Linked DNA regions of Mus musculus: region 2 is linked to region 1. Evidence: chromatin loops called from intact Hi-C (ENCODE). Cell type or tissue: left cerebral cortex. All regions are shown on one strand. Links, peaks and the distances in the headings refer to the core of each region. The heading gives the core; the rest is flanking DNA.

What was found. Hi-C counts contacts between places; a loop is a spot of excess contacts. Peaks named below come from ENCODE experiments on the same cell type or tissue, not always from the same donor. Only the 100,000 strongest peaks of a DNase experiment are listed, where the experiment ranks them.
Region 2: a loop joins it to region 1, with 2.6 times the contacts of the local background. A loop is called at or near these places in 5 of 42 quality-filtered maps.

Annotation. Positions count from the first base shown.
Region 1 is chr2:166,436,709-166,446,492 of GRCm38, reverse strand. No RefSeq gene overlaps it. Among named protein-coding and RNA genes, the nearest start is that of 5031425F14Rik, 5.8 kb to the left of the region's middle. RefSeq lists an enhancer at 3,366-5,873. In left cerebral cortex, for the core only: a CTCF peak has its summit at 5,862 (motif pointing right); DNase peaks (open chromatin) are centred at 5,704 and 8,136.
Region 2 is chr2:166,540,045-166,549,828 of GRCm38, reverse strand. No RefSeq gene overlaps it. Among named protein-coding and RNA genes, the nearest start is that of Gm29679, 20 kb to the left of the region's middle. In left cerebral cortex, for the core only: a CTCF peak has its summit at 5,059 (motif pointing right); DNase peaks (open chromatin) are centred at 3,684 and 4,785; H3K27ac peaks cover 1,843 bases.

The DNA.
Region 1 (9,784 bases), core at 887-8,886:
GTTGACTAAGGTTTTTTAAAAACCTACCACTGACCATGTGGCCCACATGAAGGGGCAGCAGAGAGATTTATCATGGTACTGTTTACTTCACTGGGAAAGTGGAAGTCACAGGGACAGAAAACACACCACTGCTATACAGCTCCAACACCAGACATCCCAGGGGTCTCCAAGAAGGACACTTCTTATTCATCTCCTCTCTGAGCCCTGGATGGGCTGGTTAGAACAAAGAACAAATAAGAAAAGAGCAGGCTGGGTCAGGCTGCAGGAACAAACAGGGGCTTCCACAGGAAGAGGGTCTCTCCCTGTCCCCACTCTGGGACATGGATGGAGAGTGGCTTTCTTCCTGTTCCTACAGGAGCACAGGCAGGGCGCTTACATACAGCTTAGCGCTTGTTCTTCTGCCCCAGTGTGACACCCAGGAAGTAGGAGAGTGACAGACCCCGCTGTCACCCCTGGGACTGTGGAGTGGCTTCCATGAGACGCTTCCACAGAGCATGGAGGGATCTAAGCCCCACCAGTGTGTCTGGTAGCGCCAGGTCCCCGTGTGCCTGTGTGCTGTGCACTCTCAGGCTGCAGAGCTTCTTCCTAACGCAGCCCTGTGCAGGGCACAGCTGGAGAGGGGACAGCTGATTTCAACCTGTGTCCTGGTCCCAGCCACAGCCCTGATTTAACCACACAGGCATCCTCCCCAGGCAGGTTCCTCTGTCTCTTTATAAAGGGACAGGCTGAGCTCACTGTCGCCTCTGCTCCATTTGTTTTCCACGCTCTGCTTCACCAACCGTTGGGCATCCGAGTTAATTTTCTTTACTGCTGTTAACTTCGCCTTTCAATTACGCAAAACGTCCTGACTGAGCAGCAGCCAGCACAGGACCTCATCTCTACTGACACTTGGTGCTGTGGGGCTCAGCCCTGACTGACAGGGCCAGTGGCTTCCCTTGTCAAGCCCGGTCTTCTCCAAAATACGAGTGACAGGATGGGCCCCTGAAAGCTGCATGGCTGTGGAACAGGAAAAATTCAGATTAAAAACACAGCGGCTGGAACTCTCTCTCGGCTTAATTGCTGTCTTCAAAAATCAAGGCAACTGTGAGGTCCTAAATGGACATTTTAAAAAATGGTTGAGCGTTTCTGTATTGGACCGCACGAGGTCCATTGTTTGTGTTTGCTTTGCTCTTGAGGACTCCAGGAAAGCTGCTGTGTTTACTATCACAACCAAACTCCCCAGGGATTCACTCTTCGTGGTACAGAACGTCGGCTGTGCAGGCTTTCCCCTAGGTTCCAATTCTGGCCACAGGCAATCATCAGACAAAAGGGGTCAGGAAGTGACAGAATGCTGAGCGAGACAGTAAATCTGGGAATGGCTGACCTGGGCCAAAGGGGCTTCCTCAGAAGAGACTGGTGTGAACCCTGAGAGATGGGATGGTAGGGAGCTCTTGGGAAATGTTGTACACAGCAAACAGCAGTGCAAAGGCCCTGTGGTAGGTCTTTTGGGCTGTTGGTGGAAGTCATAGCACAGTGCGGAGTCAAGGGTGGAAAGGATGGAGAGGTAGGAAGGCTAGATCCATAGCGAGAGGGATTGAGAAGTGGGAAGGCTAAACCCTACAGATGCTCTGAGCTTTCTGTGTGGGAAGCAGAAGGTATGACTAGATCTAATTTATCTGTAAAAGGACCACTCATGTTATGTTGTTAAGGATAGACTGGGGAGAGGAGCTAAGCTGGAGACTGATGTAGAGCCCAGGAGACAAGTGGAGACAGTGCTGAACAGCAGCTGGGACCATTGTGATGGGAGCAACTTATATGTATATATGTATGTGTGTGTGTATGCGTGTATGTGTGCGCGTGTGTGCAAGCATGTATGTATGGTTTACATATAAATGTTTTTCATAGTGTTTGTATTTATGTATTTCTCGTGTGTGCATGCACCATGCCACCCATGTAGAGGTCAGGGAGTAACTCAAAGGAGTTGCGTCTCCTCTTCCACCTTGTGAGCAGGCCCCATGCTTGCCCATAAACGCCGTCGCTGGCTGACCCACATTGCCAGCAAGGCTCATGGGTTTTTTGTTTGTTTGTTTTGGTTTTTCAAGACAGGGTTTTTCTGTATAGCCCTGGCTGTCCTGGAACTCACTTTGTAGACCAGGCTGGCCTCAAACTCAGAAATCTGTCTGCCTCTGCCCCCCAAGTGCTGGTATTAAAGGCGTGTGCCACCACCGCCCAGCTGGCTCATGGTATTTTTAAGGCAGCACCAACCCCTTTTCCAACCAGGCATTGTGCATAAACAGTCAGACGACCCACTAAAAAGTGCTTAGGTTGCTGGTCTGAGTAACTTGACCGTGATCTCCAAGAGCCTGGCAGACATTTATCCTGAATGACACAGGTCTTGTTACTGTTGTTGAAATGCGACATGTACCCCAGGCTAGCCTTCAACTCCCAATCCTGCTTCAACCTCCCGAAAGTTGAGATTTCAGGCAGAGATGTAGACAGACTTTTAAAAGAATAAGTTTTATGTTTTAGGATGTAAAGACAGACATCATCTTCAGCTTCACAGTCTTAAAGGGGTGGGCACAGATATGGCTCAGGCTAAAAGCATTTCTCCATTCAATCCTGCCCACCTGAGTTCAGGTCCCCAGAACCCATGTAGGCAGTGGGCACGGTGGTGCTCAATGGTATTCCCAGCATTCCTGCGGTGAGATGGGAGGAAGAGACAAAAGGATGTCCCAGGAGCTTGAGGTGTACACAGTGCAGCGGAAACAAGAGATACTGTCTAAACAGGGCGTGAGGCAGGGACCGGGATCAAGGCTGTCCCCTGATCCCTACACATTCACCGTGCATGGGTGTATCCTCACACACGACCATGTAAACACACACACACACACACACACACACACACACACCATGCACAGTCATACATATAAAGCATGAATAAAATACATTTTAAAAAGCAATCCATTATGCCATACGGATGCCCTGTCCCTGGGGTTCTAAATTGTCACTGTTCACTGAAACAGCATAATAGAGAAGACAAAATCTCCTTAAATATTATCAGAATCCTTTCCGTTATTTTCTTTTAAAGCCACAGTGCTGGAGAATTGGCTGCAACGGCTTTTGAAAAGCACACAAACAGGCCAGGAATTGCCTCGCCTAATGGGCCTCGCCTTGAATTACATGTGAGACAGATGCGCCTCGTCAGATTGCTGCCCAGCAGAAAGAATTGTGGCGTCTGGTTGAGCAATAAAGGTGCAGACCGTGAGCACAAACACGTGTTCAGAGGACATTAGCTGTTAGCCACGAGCCTTTCTCTGGCCGACGAGCTCGCTGCGGAATCCAATCTGAGACCACTAGCTGTCAGCTGGCCAGGCACGCCACAGTTCATCAAGCTGCCACTGATGTGCCTGAGGCCACCTCCACTTTGGCAGGCTGTGGAGGCAGCACGGGGGTTCTGGTCTAGAGACCGTGTGTCATATAGTAAGGGATGTGTGAGCAGCCCAATGACCTATATTTGCAAAAAGTGCCCCCTCCCTGCTCCAAGACTGTCAGTGGGAAAATCATCTCATACCTCAAGGGTAATGAACGGTGGCTTATTTTGGAGCCAGACCTGAGTAGCCATGGGTTGGGGACACGGATTTGAGTACCCCAAAATTCCAAGTTCTCATAAAACTCAATTGTATGAAGTTATACATTATATTGTATATTAATTGTATGAAGTTATATCTTATAACATTAGAACAAAGAAAGTCATAGATCAGAACACTTTTTAGATGTGCCCGCAGAAACATCAGATAGGTGGTTTCCAACAAAGTAGGAATATCACTGCAATCGGCCTCAAACGCTGTCTACTGACATTCTTAGCATTTGGGTTGGTGAAAGTTTGTTAGGAGTCCGGTGATACATTTCAAAATAACTTATCTAATAGTCACAAGGGTGTTAGGTCACACGCGGAGGCAGACAAGAAATGGCTACTTAGGCCTAAGATGGTCCAACATAACTTGGCTTCTGGATCTGCAACATTCCAACCTCACCACAGTTACTACATTCTAACCTGTCAATCAGCCTTGCAGAATGGCCAGCGTGGCTGTGGCTCATTTCTGGGGACTTCAGTTCACACAGTTCTAAAGAGCTATGCTGACTCTCCAGCTACATGGCCCTGGCAGAGGGTTGGGTCACACTTATCATGTTGGAAATATTTTATCCAGAGTGCCTGAAGGCACCTGCATGGCAGAATGGGCATGGCAATTGTGCTAGTCAAACTTGTCACCCCTGTGACAAAGTCTGAGAGGAGTGGTTTAGAAGGAGAAGGGTCTCTCTAGCCAGTTTCAGTCTATGGTTAGTTAGTGCCATAGTTACGGGTCTGACGTGGTGGAGGATGCTTATGTCGCAGCTGACAGAAGGCAGACAGGGTGACAAGAGACATGCCCTTCTCAGCCATGACTCCCTCAGTGGCCTGCTTTCTTCAATCAGCCCTACCTTCTGGTAAGGGTTAGGGTTGGGGATTAGGGGTTAGGGTTTGTTAGGGTTAGGGGTTAGGTTAGGGTTAGGGTTAGGGGATTAGGGGTTAGTGTTAGGGTTTAGGGTTTAGGGTTTAGGGTTTAGGGTTAGGGTTTAGGGTTAGGGTTAGGGTTAGGGTTTAGGGTTTAGGGTTAGGGTTAGCACAGTAGTTCATCAGGTTGGGCGACATCAATACATCCCCCCACTGATTGGATCAGAGCCCTTATGATCCAATTGCTTGCCCAAAGCCCTATCTCTGAGCACTGTACTGGGGACCAAGATGGCAACAAGATGGCCTTTAGAGGACATCTCATGTTCAAACCACATTATTGTCACTCTTCCGTCATGGGTTACCAGTGGGACCATTTAATGTATGGGATCCTAGTTATCTTTTAAATATACATGGTTTTGATGAAAATATGTTTTTTTTTTTCTCTTGGCATGTGCATATGTGTGGTGTACATGTGTGTGTGTATATGCATGTTCTCATGAGCATGGGCACACGTATGTTCAGGTCCATGTGCACATGTGTGCACATGCATTAGGTATCCTCCACAACTCTCAATCATAGGCAGGGCTGCTCACTGAGTTGGGAGTTCTCTGATTGGGCTAGTCTGGCCTGCCAGCCCGCTCCAGGAATCTCCTGTCTTGGTCCTGTATGTGTTTGGATAACAGGCAGCTGCCACGTCTACTCAGGTTTTGGGTAGGTTTTTTAGGACCCAAATTCTAGCCTTCACGCTTGTGTGGCCAGCGCCTATCCATGGAGCCATCTCTATCGTATGCCCCAGTAACATACAAGAGATAAAGCTTTCACTGTCGTTAAGGGGAAAAATTAAAAAACATGGGTGATTATTCTATGCTGATAGGACCATGAGGAACTATACATTCCCGACAATTGCCTCTGGAAGCCAAATTGTGCTACACCATCAGCGGCCATCCCTGTGAAGTGACAAACGCTCTTGGTCTCTGTGCCAGCACTCTGGCGCCTGTGTCTTTCTCCTGTGGGTCCCCGAATCTAGATACTGATGACTGAGTTCATACATCACAGCTTTGTTGGTGGGAACCATCGACAGAAACAATATGAACATCCCTCTGCGGGTGGCTGATTAAAAATAAAGCCCGAACCAAATAAAGACAGTGGGGTATGGGCATCCTGAGGGAGCCTGAAATGGATAAAGTACAGATAGGAGGTGGTTCTATTATTGTTGCATGTAAGCAAAGTGCCACGTGACATCAAGATGGGAAGCCGCTCATCGTGTTTTCATTGGATGTAGGTGAAGTTAAGGCTTACAGCAAGGCGAAAGTGATGCTGCCCATTCTGTTTGTATTCGCAGGAGAAAGTAATGAGGGATACACTGGAAAACTAAAAAAGTGACCTATAGGGGGCAGCAGAGTGCTGGGGTCAGAGTAGCCTATTCAGTGGTCTTTTTATTCTATCTCTTTAATAAAGATTTGTTTTCTATCTGTGTGTATGCACACCTGACTTTGGGTGCCAGCACATGCCTGAAAGGAGCATTGGACCCCTGGAGCTGGGGACCCCTGGAGCTGGAGTTGTAGTGGTGGTGAGTCTCCTGCTGTGGGCGCTGGGAACTGAACTTTAGTCCTCTGCAGGAGCAGTGAGTGCTCTCTCCAGCACCAAATGTCTCACTTTTAGATCCCTGCCTTTGTTTTTGTTTTGTTTTGCTTTGCCTCAGTCCGGTGTAGCTCAGGCTGTTTGCAAATTCGCTACATAATAGAGGATGACCTCAGATTCCTCTCATCCTCCTGCCTCCACTTCCCAACTACAGGAACTACAAGTGAGTGTCCCTGCTCACAGTTTGTACAGTGCTGGGACGTCCCATGCACAGTGTTTGTTCATGCCCTGCTCTGCTCCGCAAGCACTCTACCAACTGAGCTCTCGCTGAGCGTTAAGCTGTCTGAATGGCTTGCCAAGCAAACACTTTGTAACCAACTGTCTCTTTCAAGTTGAGTTATGTTAGGGTCAAACAGTATTTGAAGTCTGTGGAGGTCGGTGCTGGGGGAAGGCCTTGTGGTTTTGCCAATCAGGATACAAAGGACACAGTGACCACCCTTAGCCCCTGGTGATGCCTGCTGCTGACCTCTTGATTGGATTCAGAACACCACCCAGGCAGCCTTGGAGAGGCAAGGGCCAGCCGGCTTAGATCTCGCTGTGCTTCACCGAGACCCCAGAGATAATGGCAGGTTCACGGCTCTGTTTTAGAAAGATGGCTGCTGAGCTGAGCCAGCCACTGATCCCGCACCAGCAGATCTGAGCTGGAGTGGAGATGGTGGGAAGGATAGAGGGGAGGGGAGCCTCCTCTGTGCTCCGTCTTTCTGTCCTCGGCTGCTTTCTGTGACTGGGTCCATAGAAGACGCACTTTCATCTCTGAGCTGGAAAACTGAGTCTAATAGGAGAGAGACAGCAACATAAGCACTGAATAATGACAGCCAGGAGCACACGCAGCGCTGAGAGTCTCCGGTCTGCTGTGGGGACCAAGGAGGTCAAGCTCATTCCCCTGCCCAGCATTTGGACATCACTGTCTTTTTACTGAGTGAGGGCAAGTTCAATATGAGGTCTCTATTCAAAGGGGCAGCTGAACAGGTAGCTCCATCCCTGGGTCTCTTAGCATCTTGTGCTGCCATCGTACATCCTGGTATTTGTTATTTTGTACTAAGACCCCAGCTCCCTGAACATGCTGGAGCACACTCCACCTGTTTGGCCCCCAGACTGCAGGGCGAGGGCACACTCTCATCTGGACTAGGCGTGTCAGTGTATGTCTGCTTGCCTCCCTAACCACTAGGCTTACCTCTGTGTGTGTGTGTGTGTGTGTGTTTCCAGGGATGGAGTCCTAACTTTCCCACGTGCTAAGCAGGTGGTCCAGTTTGAGCAATAGACTGTCCACTCGTGCATAAGCTGTAGATGTGGGTCAGCGATGGCAGAAGACGTGTGTTGTGAGGTTCTTTGTGACCTCCTAGCACCTTTATCAATAGGACGGCCAAGGAGGTGGCTCATTCAATAAAGTACTTGCTTTACAAGAACGAGGAACTGAATTCAGCTCCACAGCACCCACTCCAAAAGCTGTATGTGGTTGCCCATGGCTACAGGGAGGGGTAGGGGAGGGCAGAGACAGGCAGATCCTAGGAGAGCACTGGCCAAACAGCCTAGCTAAACTGGCAAGCTCCGTGTCAAATGAGAGACCTTGTTTCATAAATATGGTGAAAACAATTGGGGAAAGACCAGATGCCGACCTCCGATCTCCACAGGCATGGACACACGTGTGTGCATGTAAGACCACTCCCCAGAGTGTTCTAGAATACATTCCTTTAGGACTGAACAAGGCTCCCGTGTGTCTCACCATATCACCTTTGCCCGACTGCAGATGCAAATCTCAATTCTAATGAGTCTTAAGAGTCTGATTGTGCGAGGCTGCAGGGCTCCTTACAAATGCAGGCACTTCAAGGTGATCTCAGGGCTGACTGGCATCAATCTTAGGAAAATAATGAAACCTTCCTGGTGTAGCACAGATGCTTATAGGCTTCTCAGCGGGAGCAACAAATAAAAAGATATTTATTCAAAAATTTGATGGTCCAGAAGGCTTCTGGGATGAGCGCGCTCTAGTTAGCGACTTCCTGGAGGATCTGTTAGCACGGAGAAATGGAAATGACAACGTGGGAACTTGATGTCTTCCATGCAAATGAGAACAGAGCAGAAATATCTGTTAACTCTGCTACTTGGGGGGAGGGGGACAGCTGGAAAGAGGACAGATAGACACACAACGTTTACGATAAGGGAGACAGATGTGAGGTTTCTTAAGGCTTGTTTGGGTTCAGAGAGGGGCAGACACCTGCCCATGAGCTCACAACATGGAAGACAAAGACCGGGTGCCAGACCAGCTGGCCCAGCTTCTCAGTGCTCCTTAGTCCCTGTGCTGTCCCTGGAGGAGCTTGGGTGAGAGGTATCAACAGCATTCAACTCCATTAAAATTTTTTAAGTAATTTTTTCTTTATTTTTTGACAGTTCATTCATGGACTCATTGATCGTATATCATAGCCACCCACAGATTCCCTCTCACTTCGGCTGGATACCCCTCAACATGTCCTATCCTTAAGTGAAAGGAGATGGGCTGTAACATGTAGGCAGCTGGGCGCCTAAAAGATGGCGCCGTAAACAACGCCACTGCGCAGGCGCTAGCCCGAATCTGGCGCCAACATCTCCGGAGCGGGTGCATGTAAATTAAAGTGCCAGCAGACTGACCAATCCCAGGAGGACACATAGCTCTCCCAGGTGCTGGGGTGTATATAAGGAGTCGTCCCTGGGTTTCCGAGGTTCCCGTAGCATCGAGGTGTTCCTGAAATAAAGAAGGTTGTTGAGAAGAATCCGACCGTGTTGCGTTTTGCGTTTTTCTTGCTGGACGAGGTGAGCGCAACAGTAACAGGTTCAGGACCCCCCTGTATGTAGGCAAGGCTCACCTGTCTGATGTATAAATCCACATGACAATGGATTCACAGTGGCTGCAAGGGGACAGCAGGACTGGATGCTGGGGACAGCAACATCTGAAGGGGACCAAAGCTCATTTTGTAAATCATTAGCAGTTGGTTCAGCCACTTCTTTAATTCAAAGTGGCCTTGACCCGAGATGGAACTTTTCTGGTGTGATTTGCCCATAATAAACAAAAAAGATTTTATTTATTGTTGTTGTGGGTGGCGGGGGTGGGTTGGGTTGGGGATTGTGCCATGGTGTGTGATGGAGGTCAGAGGACAACATTGTCCAGTTGGTTTTCTTCTTCCACTTTTATGTGGGTACTGGGGGTGGAACTCAAGCTGTCAGGCTTATATCACAAGTGCCCCTACCCACTGAGCCATAGGGCCAGAACAGCTTAAAGGCTTCCGAGATGCTTCTCAAAGAGAGTGGAGCTGGTGTGCAAGTGTGGCCAGGGGCTGGGAAGCTCTCTGTGTAGCAGCCAGTGCCCCAACACTGCAAATGATCTGAAAGCCAAACAACAAAGAGAGGACACTGGCCATGTGAGGGGACCTCAGAGTCCCCACTATGGTCTAGCAGACTGGGTATTGTTCCCAGTCCTGACAACTGCTCTCAGCTTCCTGAAGAGTGGATGGATGGAGCGATGTTCTCATTCTGAAGAATTCTGATGGCATAACTTCCTTAGGTCAATGGGATGCTAGCAGGCGTGACATGACGGGAGGTGGCTAACATGCTTGGTGGGCACCTGGGCTCTTGCCTTTTTACCATGAGCAAGAGGAGGGCAGGGTTTGAGCATGCTCCAAGCCCGATCTGAATCAGGAGATT
Region 2 (9,784 bases), core at 552-8,551, 100 kb before region 1:
ACACAGAAGGAACTCTGGGGACAGATGTGGACACTGGCCTCTTAGAACTGTTGTAAATTTGTCTGTACATGGAGAGAAGAGACAGGGGTCTGGGCCATGTTCTCCACCCTACCCACCCCGTGCCTTCCCTTTCTGGCATTTACAACCCAGGAAAGCAGGTGTTTTTCCCTTGACCCTGGTCTGCCCCTGCCTTGACATGAGGATCCTGGAGGGCGGGCCTGGTCCATTTTGTGCTCAGCTGTTGGAGGTGCACTGCTTTCAGACTGCTGCTTGTCCTGACTGCTCGCCCGTGGGAGGGGCTGGGATGCTCCCGTGTGTAACCTCTGCCCAAGGATCTTGCTGCATTGGTGGCAGTGGGCCTGATGAGGCCCCAGCCTGTGCACCACGGGCCTGGCAACTGGGGGCTTCCACTCTGCCACATTGTCCCGACTTTCTGACAAGACACAAGTGATGGGGATCACCCTCCCCCTTCGCCCTGCCTTGGGGGGGAAGGGGATGGGACCCCTAGTTAGTCACCTGCTGTGTGCCACCTAGAGCAGTTGGGACAGACCAGCTTCAGAGGACACAGGAAGGAAGCAGCCCCTGTGGTTTCTGCGGTCCACAGTGTTTCCTAACACACAGGGTGAGAAATGGGAGGGCAAGGGGTAAGCCTGCTTCTCTTGCTGTCTCTCCCTCAGGGGCCAGGTAGGTCTTTTCTGGATCTGGCCAGGCCTAAAGGGGCTCAAGGTCGCAGTGGGTACAGTGTTCTTTCTGTCTCTATTTGTCTGCCTGTCTCTCTTGCCCTTTGTTTCTCTAAATTCATGGCCTCTTTTACTTTAGTTCACACACACACACACACACACACACACACACACACTCACAGTTTCCTTGTTGAGGGATGAGGACTGCACTTATCCATGGATGTCTTAGTTACTTTTCTGTTGCTGTGAAGAGACACCATGACCAAGGCAACTTAGAAAAGAAAACATTGTGGCGAGGGGCGGGGGGGGGGGGGGAGATCTGAGGGGGAATTGTGGGGGTGGGGGGGTGGGGGGAGAGGACTTACATTTCCAGAGGGTTAGAGTTCATTATCATCATAATGGGGAGCATAGTAGCAGGCAGGCATGGTGCTGGAGCAGTAGGTGAGAGCTTCTGATCCACAGGCAGAAGGCAGAGAAAGCTAACTGGAAACAGAGTGGCTCACTGCCCCTGCCACACCTCTTCCAACAAGGCCACACCTCCTCCAACAAGGCCACACTTCGTAATCCCTCTCAAACAGTTCCACCAACTGGGCACCAGGCATTGAAACACATGAGCTTATGGGTGCCATTCAAACTACCACAGTGGTTACAAAGACAACTACTTGGAATGTAACCCATGTGGAACAATGCCTTGGGGAACTGTGAGAGAGGCGGCAGGAAAAAGCTCAGAGGGCCTTTTACTTTGAGGGCATTTTGCTCTTTGGATGTGTTTTTGTGCCTCCAGTGCTAAACATTTACATTCAATTTATAAGGCATGTTTATTCTTGTTGGATGTCGGATCATAGCTGTAGAACCCAATCCGGTCAGTGTGCCCTGAATCTGGATCTGGCCTTCTGCTGTGCTTTCATGTTTTCCCCAGATATACTCTCCAGTATGTGCCAGGCGATTGTGTTTCAATGGCTCTGTCCTGAGAAAGTGCTGGGAAAGCGCTGCTCTGTCAATATTTGGTATGTGCTTACTGACGCTTCTTTACATGTTTGTCTCATCATGTTCTTCTGAACTCCAACAGCCTCCCCTGGGCCACTGCTTTCTTTGTTACATTCGTGTATAGAAGTCCACTGACTCTGAAGTAAGCTTGTCTAAAGCGTTAGGCTGTGGTCTGCCCCGTTCTTTCAGGTCCTCACAGCTCAGGTCTCACAAACATAGATGTGCACAGGTCGGAGAACGTCAGTAATGCTGGCTGAGGGAAGTGGTGGTTGTAGGTTCTCCAAGGTCCATGACATCACTAGCCCTGCGGACTTGCCTAGGTTTCTGTGGTCCTCCCCGCTCTCGTGGTCATCGGCCTATATGGTTCACGAGGGCAGTGGGAGCAGAGGGGACAAACGGGTTGGAAGCTCTGTGAGTCCGAATGGTGAATGACCACACTGGGACCACCTATCAGGAGGCAGATCAACTTTACTTTGGGTGATTCAAGGCTTATAAAGTTTTGGGGAACTGAGGGTAGGGACATCCAGGGTGGGCAAAGGTCATTGGCTGGGGGATTAGGGTACCGAGATGCCTCATTAGCATAATGGAAGCATCTCAGAAATCTCAGGTTGTAATCAGGAGAAAGGAAATTGATCCTGTGATCTAACTAAGGCAATATAACACACCTCAGGTAGAGTCTGAAGTATATGCTATCTTCAGCAATGGGGACTTACCTTCCTCCTCTGGGAGGCAACCAAGGACAATAGCGATAGCCTATAACATTTTGGAAGGCTCTTGGATAACCCTGACCAACAACACAAGAGAAGGCTTCTCATGCCTGGTGCTGAGGTTTTTGTCAGATGGTCTATTGCTCCCGTTGGAGTCTCCTGAGCCCGGAATGCAGTCCTCTCCTTATTGGCTTACAGCAAGAAGCCCAGCCACCTGGAATCCTTACTGCTCCACACACAGGCACATAGCTGCTCTGGCTTAGCACCGGCTTCAGGCAGACATAGGAGTCTCCCTTGTTCTTTATGTCACCTGGATAGCCTGAAGTGGCGCCTGAGGTTTGATTCCAGGCTCGGTGTCCTGCACATCTCCTGCCACCAAAGCCATAGCCACTGTCACCTCTTCTTGAGCCACTGCAGGCATTTTCATGGCTCTGTCCATTGTCCCCATAGCTGAGGAGAACTCTGAACACAAGAGTTAGGCCTTGTCACCTTTCTATCCACTGTCACCCTATCTCTTAGGTGAAGCCATAACCCTGGCCTTGGCTGTAGCTTGAGCCACATGTTTTTCTTGGTCCTCTGGACCTACCTTCTTCTGGGACTGTCGGTGTTGTCTGGGTGACCCATGCCATGGGCTCCTTGCTTCTGGCTTTGTGCACCCAGTGAAGGCCCTTGAAAGGGGGGTCACAGGCATGGTTGTTGGGGTGCCAGCTTATTTTCGGGGTCCCCTGGAGCTGACCATGCTCTGGCTTTCCTGTTCTCCAGTCATGCGAGCTTTTCCTGGGAGACAAAAACAAATGTCCGTTCATGCCAGAGAGCCAACTATAGTAATGCTTGAGCCAAACTCCAACTTGTGAACCAGCAAGTTTGTTGGGCTTTTATTAGTATAGATGAGAGGTTATGGGGTTGTGGGAACCCCAAAGCAGCACAGCATCAAATTTCACCCCAGCCGGGATGCGGCATCCCCACAGCTTCCCTGTAACTTAATAGATGACGTCCCCTCTTCACTTAACTGTCCATACTGTCTGTCACCTCCTGAGACCACAAGTGCATGTGCTCTGGGGGAGCCCTCTCAGTGCCCTGCACACCCTCCTGTCTGTGTGGCGCCCTGCTTTCCCTGCTGAGTCCCCAGCATCATGTGGTTGGCTTCCTTCATCAAGGCCATAAAGCCATGATCCCACTGCACAGTGCTCGGCTTGCTCAGCCTCTGCTGAACTCCAAGGCTGAGACACAGTGCTGAAGAGTGTCCAGTGGATACTGACGAGGGAATAAACGATCAGCCTGCAGCATGGCCTCACACTGTCTGCCCCCACATGTCTGAATATGCAGGCACCACGTCCTTGCAGGAATTGGGCTTACTGCAACAGCACAGGCTCCAGGGGGGAGCCAGCTCTGCGGATTCAGAAACTGCTGCTTGTCTAGAGGCGTCCTCCTCCCTCCCACCCCTTTCTCTCCCACCCACCCTGCAGAGGCCTTCGTCTCCGAGGCTCCATCTTCTCCTCTCCATCTTTGCCCTTCCCTTGTTCTCTGAGCCTCTGCCCTCACCTCTTCATTGCCTCTTGGAAGCAGAGCCCTGACTTCCAGGAAGTGATGTCACGGGGCTTCCCTGGAAGGCTCCACCTGTCTTTGTCCTGGAGGCCTGGCTTGTCCTCTAGGTCCTATACCATCTGGTTTCTCTGGGTCACTGGGATTCCCTCAGACACAGCCTCTCCATGGCCAGCAGCATGCTGCTCAGATCCCCCAAGGGGTGGGGCTGCCTTTTGGTCCCCTTACCCCCCCCCCCCCGCCCCAGCCCCTTCCCAAGGACTTGGTGTCAGACAGTCACAGACAGAACATACAATGCCACTGCTCGCCATAAAAGCCAAGATAGAATTTTAAAGCTCTGTAAATATTTAAAAGTAATGAAATTAAACTCGGACGCTCTTAAGATGGCAGTAAATCTCAGGCTGCATGGTGATGAGGGTCCGCTGTCCAACGCAGTAAAAGACGTACGCATCGGACGTTAGGGATGGCCTGCCTGGCCCATAAATCTGAAATAAAACTAACATACACACTGTGGGAGGCTCTTAGGTCCAACTCTGTTGGTCTCAGGATTTAGGAATCTGTTTTGCATATTTGGTGGGGCAGGGCAGTGGTGGTGGAGGGGTGTGGGAGTGTGGGGAGTGGGATCAAAGGGAGAGAGTGGGTAGGGAAAGTGGGAGGAGGGGGTGGATGGTGGTGGTGGGGTGTCCCAGACTGTGGTCTGGAGCTGACAGGAAGGTGTATGACACTAATGAGCTAAGGACAATTTCAAAAACAGCATCTCAGGTTGCACTAACTTGTAGCTCAGCCTGGGACTGGAGGGAGGGGACAGGAAGAGGAGGCTGCTCTGTGCTGTGATCTCACATTTAGCTGTGTTGCCTGTCTGGGAAGCCATCTGTCCATGAAGGTGTGTGGAAACTGCCATTTATTTTAGAACATTGGAGGCTTTGTATCAAATCGTGTTTCAGAGGATGCAAGACTGATTCAAACTGACTTAATCCAATACAGGAAGTTACTGAGCAGCTATCTCCCCCATTAACCCTAGCCTGCTATCCAGCAGTGAGCAAACCCGATGTAGAGGTTCTAGCCACACCTCTGCCAATTCAAGTAGTCTAGTCAGATGGGGCTGAGACACAGACATGGGGATGGGTAACCTCTAGGGGGCGCTGCATCGAGGCTGCCTGCATGGGTGGGCTTGATACTCACCTATAGAAAAAGCCCAGTAAGAACTGGTCAGGTGAATGAAGTGCACTGTTGGAGGTGTGGCCTTTTGGAGGGAGTGTGTCACATGGGGATGGGCTCTGAGGTCTCAGATGCTCAAGCCGGGTCCAGCGTCATCCTCCCTTCCATCCGGATGTAGAACTCTCAGCTCCTTATCCAGTACTGTGAACCTCTGAACTATAAGCCAGCCCCAGTTAAAGGCTTTCCTTTATAAGAGTTGCTGGGATCACAGTATCTCGTGATCGCAGTGACTCTTCGCAGCAATGGAAATCCTGGCTAGGAAAGGAGCCTGTAGACTCTCAGGAAAGCACAGACATCTGTATCCATTCCCATGACACCACCCACTCCCCTACCCTACATGTTCGCGATGTTCTCCAGGGCTCTGAGCCTGGTGCTGACCTCCAGCTTCACCTTGCCCTTCACCCCCTGGTTGTCAAGGCCCTCCTGCCTGGATTCTGCTGTTTCCTTTCCCATTGGCCTTAAAGTTGGGTGTCCCTGGCTCTGTCTCCTGCTCCCTCTGCTCCCTGGATCTTGTGGGCAGGTCCCCCGTGTTCATGGTCTCACTTCTTGCCATAGTGTTGTTATTACATTCTGCTCATATGTTTCTTAAATCTAAGACCAGGACCCCATTGATTTCACACTTACTGTATACAGAGTGCTTTGCTAAGCAGCTCACTGATGCTCTCTTGCAACCCAGACAAGATTCAAGATGCAGAGACAAGTCGTGGGTCAGGGCTGAGACCACCGTGTCCTGCCGTCATCTGCCCAGATGCACAGATCTAAGATCTGACCCTCAAACCCTGAAATCCCCCTGTCTCAGGCTGATGCCTAGTCCCACTCTGTCTGTTTCCTCTTGCTCCTGGAACTGCATTGGGGGAACAGTCCTTTCCATGTGAAGGACCCGAGGTCTCTGGGCTCACAGATAAGTACAGGGAAACCAGGGACATTAAACATGCAACTTGTCTATCCGACAAAGGGGATGCGTATACCTGTTTCCTCCCACCCCCTGAAAGCTCAGGGTGGATAATAGCCTGGTGATCTGTGTTATCTGAAGGACCAGGCCACACCTGAATCCCCTGGACTCTCCCTCCCCAGACCTTTATCTTAGCTTTGTTTCTCAGTCAGTAGAACCCATCTTCAGAGGTAATGTCACAGGTACTTTGCAGTGTGCTGGCCTCTATACTATCTGCATGATCAGGATCACACCAGATCCTAGTTCCTTAAGCTATAGAATCCATCTTTATGGTAGAGGTCACATGTGCTTGGCAAAGGAGTTTCGATGCAGTCACGCCCTAAGCTTTATTGTGGACACAGGACTGAGATCATTGCTACCAGGGATTTTTCCCTCCAAAATTGTACTGCACTCAAGTATCTTTAACATACACTACTCAGGGTCAGACACTAGAAGTCTGAACCAACACCTGCTAAGTCTTGCTGAAACGGATTTCCTGCTTGCCTCGGGCAGACTGTTTCCCTGTCGGCTATAGCATTTTCAGGGGCTCCACACATCTGGGCCATTTCCCATCCATTTTCCTTCGGGTTTTCAAAACAATTGCAATATTCTTATGGGTCTAAAAGTGTCACAGGTCCCCAGGACAGTTTCCAGTGCACATCCCAGACCATGTGACCTACAGCCCCTGTAGCTTTCTACAGTGGGGGTTTCCTTGTAGACTGGGGTGGTCCTGGGCACACTGGGGTGAGGTTAGTCATCTTGGCTTGGGGTCACTCAAGTTCTGAGTCAGCTATGTGGCCTTGGGAAAACTTAGAAACCTCTCTGCTCTCCAGGTCCATTATCTGTCAGCATAATGGGAATAATGGGACTTGACCCTGTGGGGAGTCTGAGAATTCCGGGGTCCATATGAGTTACAGAGACACCACAAATGAGGCCTCTTACAGACGGAAGAGTTTATTGGGAGCTTACAGATTCAGAGGTCTAGAGTCCATGCTGCCATGGAAGGTGCAGGCAGGCAGGCAGGCAGGCATGGCGTTAGAGTAGCAGCTGACATTCGTTCTACAAGCAGGAGGCAGAGAGAAGGCTGACTGGAACAGAGTGGGCTTTCGAAACCTCAGAACCCAAGTTCAGGGACGTACCACTTCCAACAAGGCCACACCTCCTGATCCTTCCCAAACAGTTCTACCCACTGGGAATCGAGCATTTAAACCTATGAGTCTAGGGGCCCCGGGGTCTATTCTCATTAAACGCACCACAGAATCCCACACTCACCTGCCTGATTCAGGACTCATTAATTCATCAGCCTGCTTTGCGGTTTGGTTATACAGCTGTCCACCTCTGCCCTCGGGGCCCCAGGCAGAGACTCTGTGCTGCAGTCCATCAATACTTGAGATGATGAGCACCTGCTCTCAGATTAGAGCCCATTGATTAGATGTCAGGCGCAGGGCAGCAAGGCATCTTCACGTGCTGCTTTAAAATTCCAGTCCCCGTGGCTTAGCCACTGGAATGAACTTTGCAAGTGCTCCCTGCCAGTGGGGTAAACCTGCTCCCTACTGTGACCTGCATTTCTGCAGCTTTGCCCCAGGTTCCTCTAACCCTGACCCCGACAAGGTCCTCTACAGCTCACCAGGACCCAAAGGGCACAGGGTATCGCCTGCCCCATGAATATTTACAGAGTGCTGCACACCGAGCTGCATCTCCAGGTATGCCAGTGAAAGACACAGAGGAAAAAAAAAAACCAATCACCCATGGGTTTAGCCTAATAAGGAAGAGAGGGAAGAAGGAAGGAAGCGAGGAACGTTGGAGGGAGAGTAAGAGACAAGAGAGAGGGAATGGAGGAGGCAGGGAGGGAGGGAGGAAGAAAGGACGAGGGAGGGGAAGGAGAGGAGAGAAAGAAGGAAGAGACAGAGAGACAGACTTAATGAGAAGCAGAGGAGAGCCCGAATGCTGGCACCCCAGCTCCTTGCTGCTTTTCCCTCAGGGCCTCAGTTCCTCGGCTCCCCTTCCCGCTGCTGTGGGTCCCTGGAGGCTGTTCAGCGCTGGCTTCGCTAATTGATATAAACGACCTGCTTCTCACTGTCTCGTCAGCTCAGCACACTTTCATATTAATTGGGCTGGAGGAGGAAAATTAAGTGTTTCAGCCTGCCATCGTTCAAGATGAGGAATGTGGAAACAGAATATGGAGAGAGGGGTGGGGGCGAGCAGTCAGAACCCCCCAAGGGGAGGGGATAGAGGCCCCCCCCTGCAGAGGGAGGGGACCAGACTTCTCGGGCAGCCTGGCAGCCCTTCCTGTGCACATGGGTTTATGCCCATCAGGTGGGGCTCAGCCCAAATCATGGCTGCCCCCTTAGGCATCACTCCCTGACCCCCAGTCAGGCATAGGCACTGCTCCCTGACCCCTTGGTCACAAGGTCTACAGAGCCAACCTGGAGAGTCTGAAAGCAAAGAGAACACACCAGCCAGATGGCAAAGTCCCATGGTCAGGTGGCATCCAGGACCCAGCTGGCTTTTCTCAGCCTGACAGCTAGCTGTGCTCTCTCCTTCCTTACTGGGGAGGGCCCTTGCCAGAGCTGCCAACCCAAGACCTCTTTGTGGTATTGCTTTACTGTGGCTCTCAAGTGTGGTTCACATGATTGGACCCCCCCAATTCATGTATGCCCCTCAAATACAGGAGACAAGGGGGTGGGATTTACTCAGGGTCAGGGCTGTTCCTTGGGATGCTCTGGGAGGCCTTAGAAGAAGAAGGTGTAGCTACAGGCTACGATGAAAGCCTTTCTGGTTGGGGCTCCGCTCTAGTGCAGAGCCCAACTGGGCTGCTGTCTCCAACCCACAGCACGTGACCCAAATGTAGAAGTCGGGACTCTCCAAGGATCATCAGCATACGGTGTCCAGAAGAGAGAAGGAGAGAAGAGTATGAGCCACCTGCCACACTAGAAAAGTTTCACTGCATGCAGAGGAGACAGTGGGCAGTTTTCCGCCCCTGGACAGCTAGGTTCTAGCCTGGGAGGGTAGATATAATTATTATTCTGACAAAATCCCTGATAGGAAACAACTTAACAGAAAACAGGATGATTTTGTCTCCTGGAGACTCGGTCCTTCATGGGGCAGAGTGTAAGGGTGGGAAAAATCACTGAAGGAAGATCCCGGATTCAGATAATGTGCCAAGACAACACATCCAGCCTGTGGGGATCAGCCATTTTCCAAAATGGTGACCCCAGACAAAGGCATGCAAGCCTTCTTATAGGGAACCAGGGGAACTCTCTAGAAGGATTAGGTCATCTAACAGTTCATTGGTGGATGTTAGGGGGTCACAGGAGGTCAGTGGTCTACATTCCTATGTCATGGATGTTTAAACATGATGAACTAGGGCTGCCCAGTGCAGGTGGCACATTTGAGATAAGATGTTTCCCCTTTTTTGTGGCTGTCCCCAGGCTGTTCTTTTGGGGGAGGGGGTTTTATGATCTTGTTCTGGATTTTAAGGTCTGTTCCTGGAGCTGGCGCCTCTGGCCTTCTTTTTGAAATCAGGCCTGGTCCTTACATGGAGACAAAGGGGTTTATGTTATCCTTTCACAGAGGATACAGTGCACGAGGAAGCTGTCCTTTCCATAGCTTTGCCTGACCGGCTGTCTAGATGACCAGGGTGAACTCAGCTTGGTTGGTCGGCATGCTCTTGATGCGACAGAAAGTCATTCTTCATGGAGACAGGAAGAGTGGGGTGA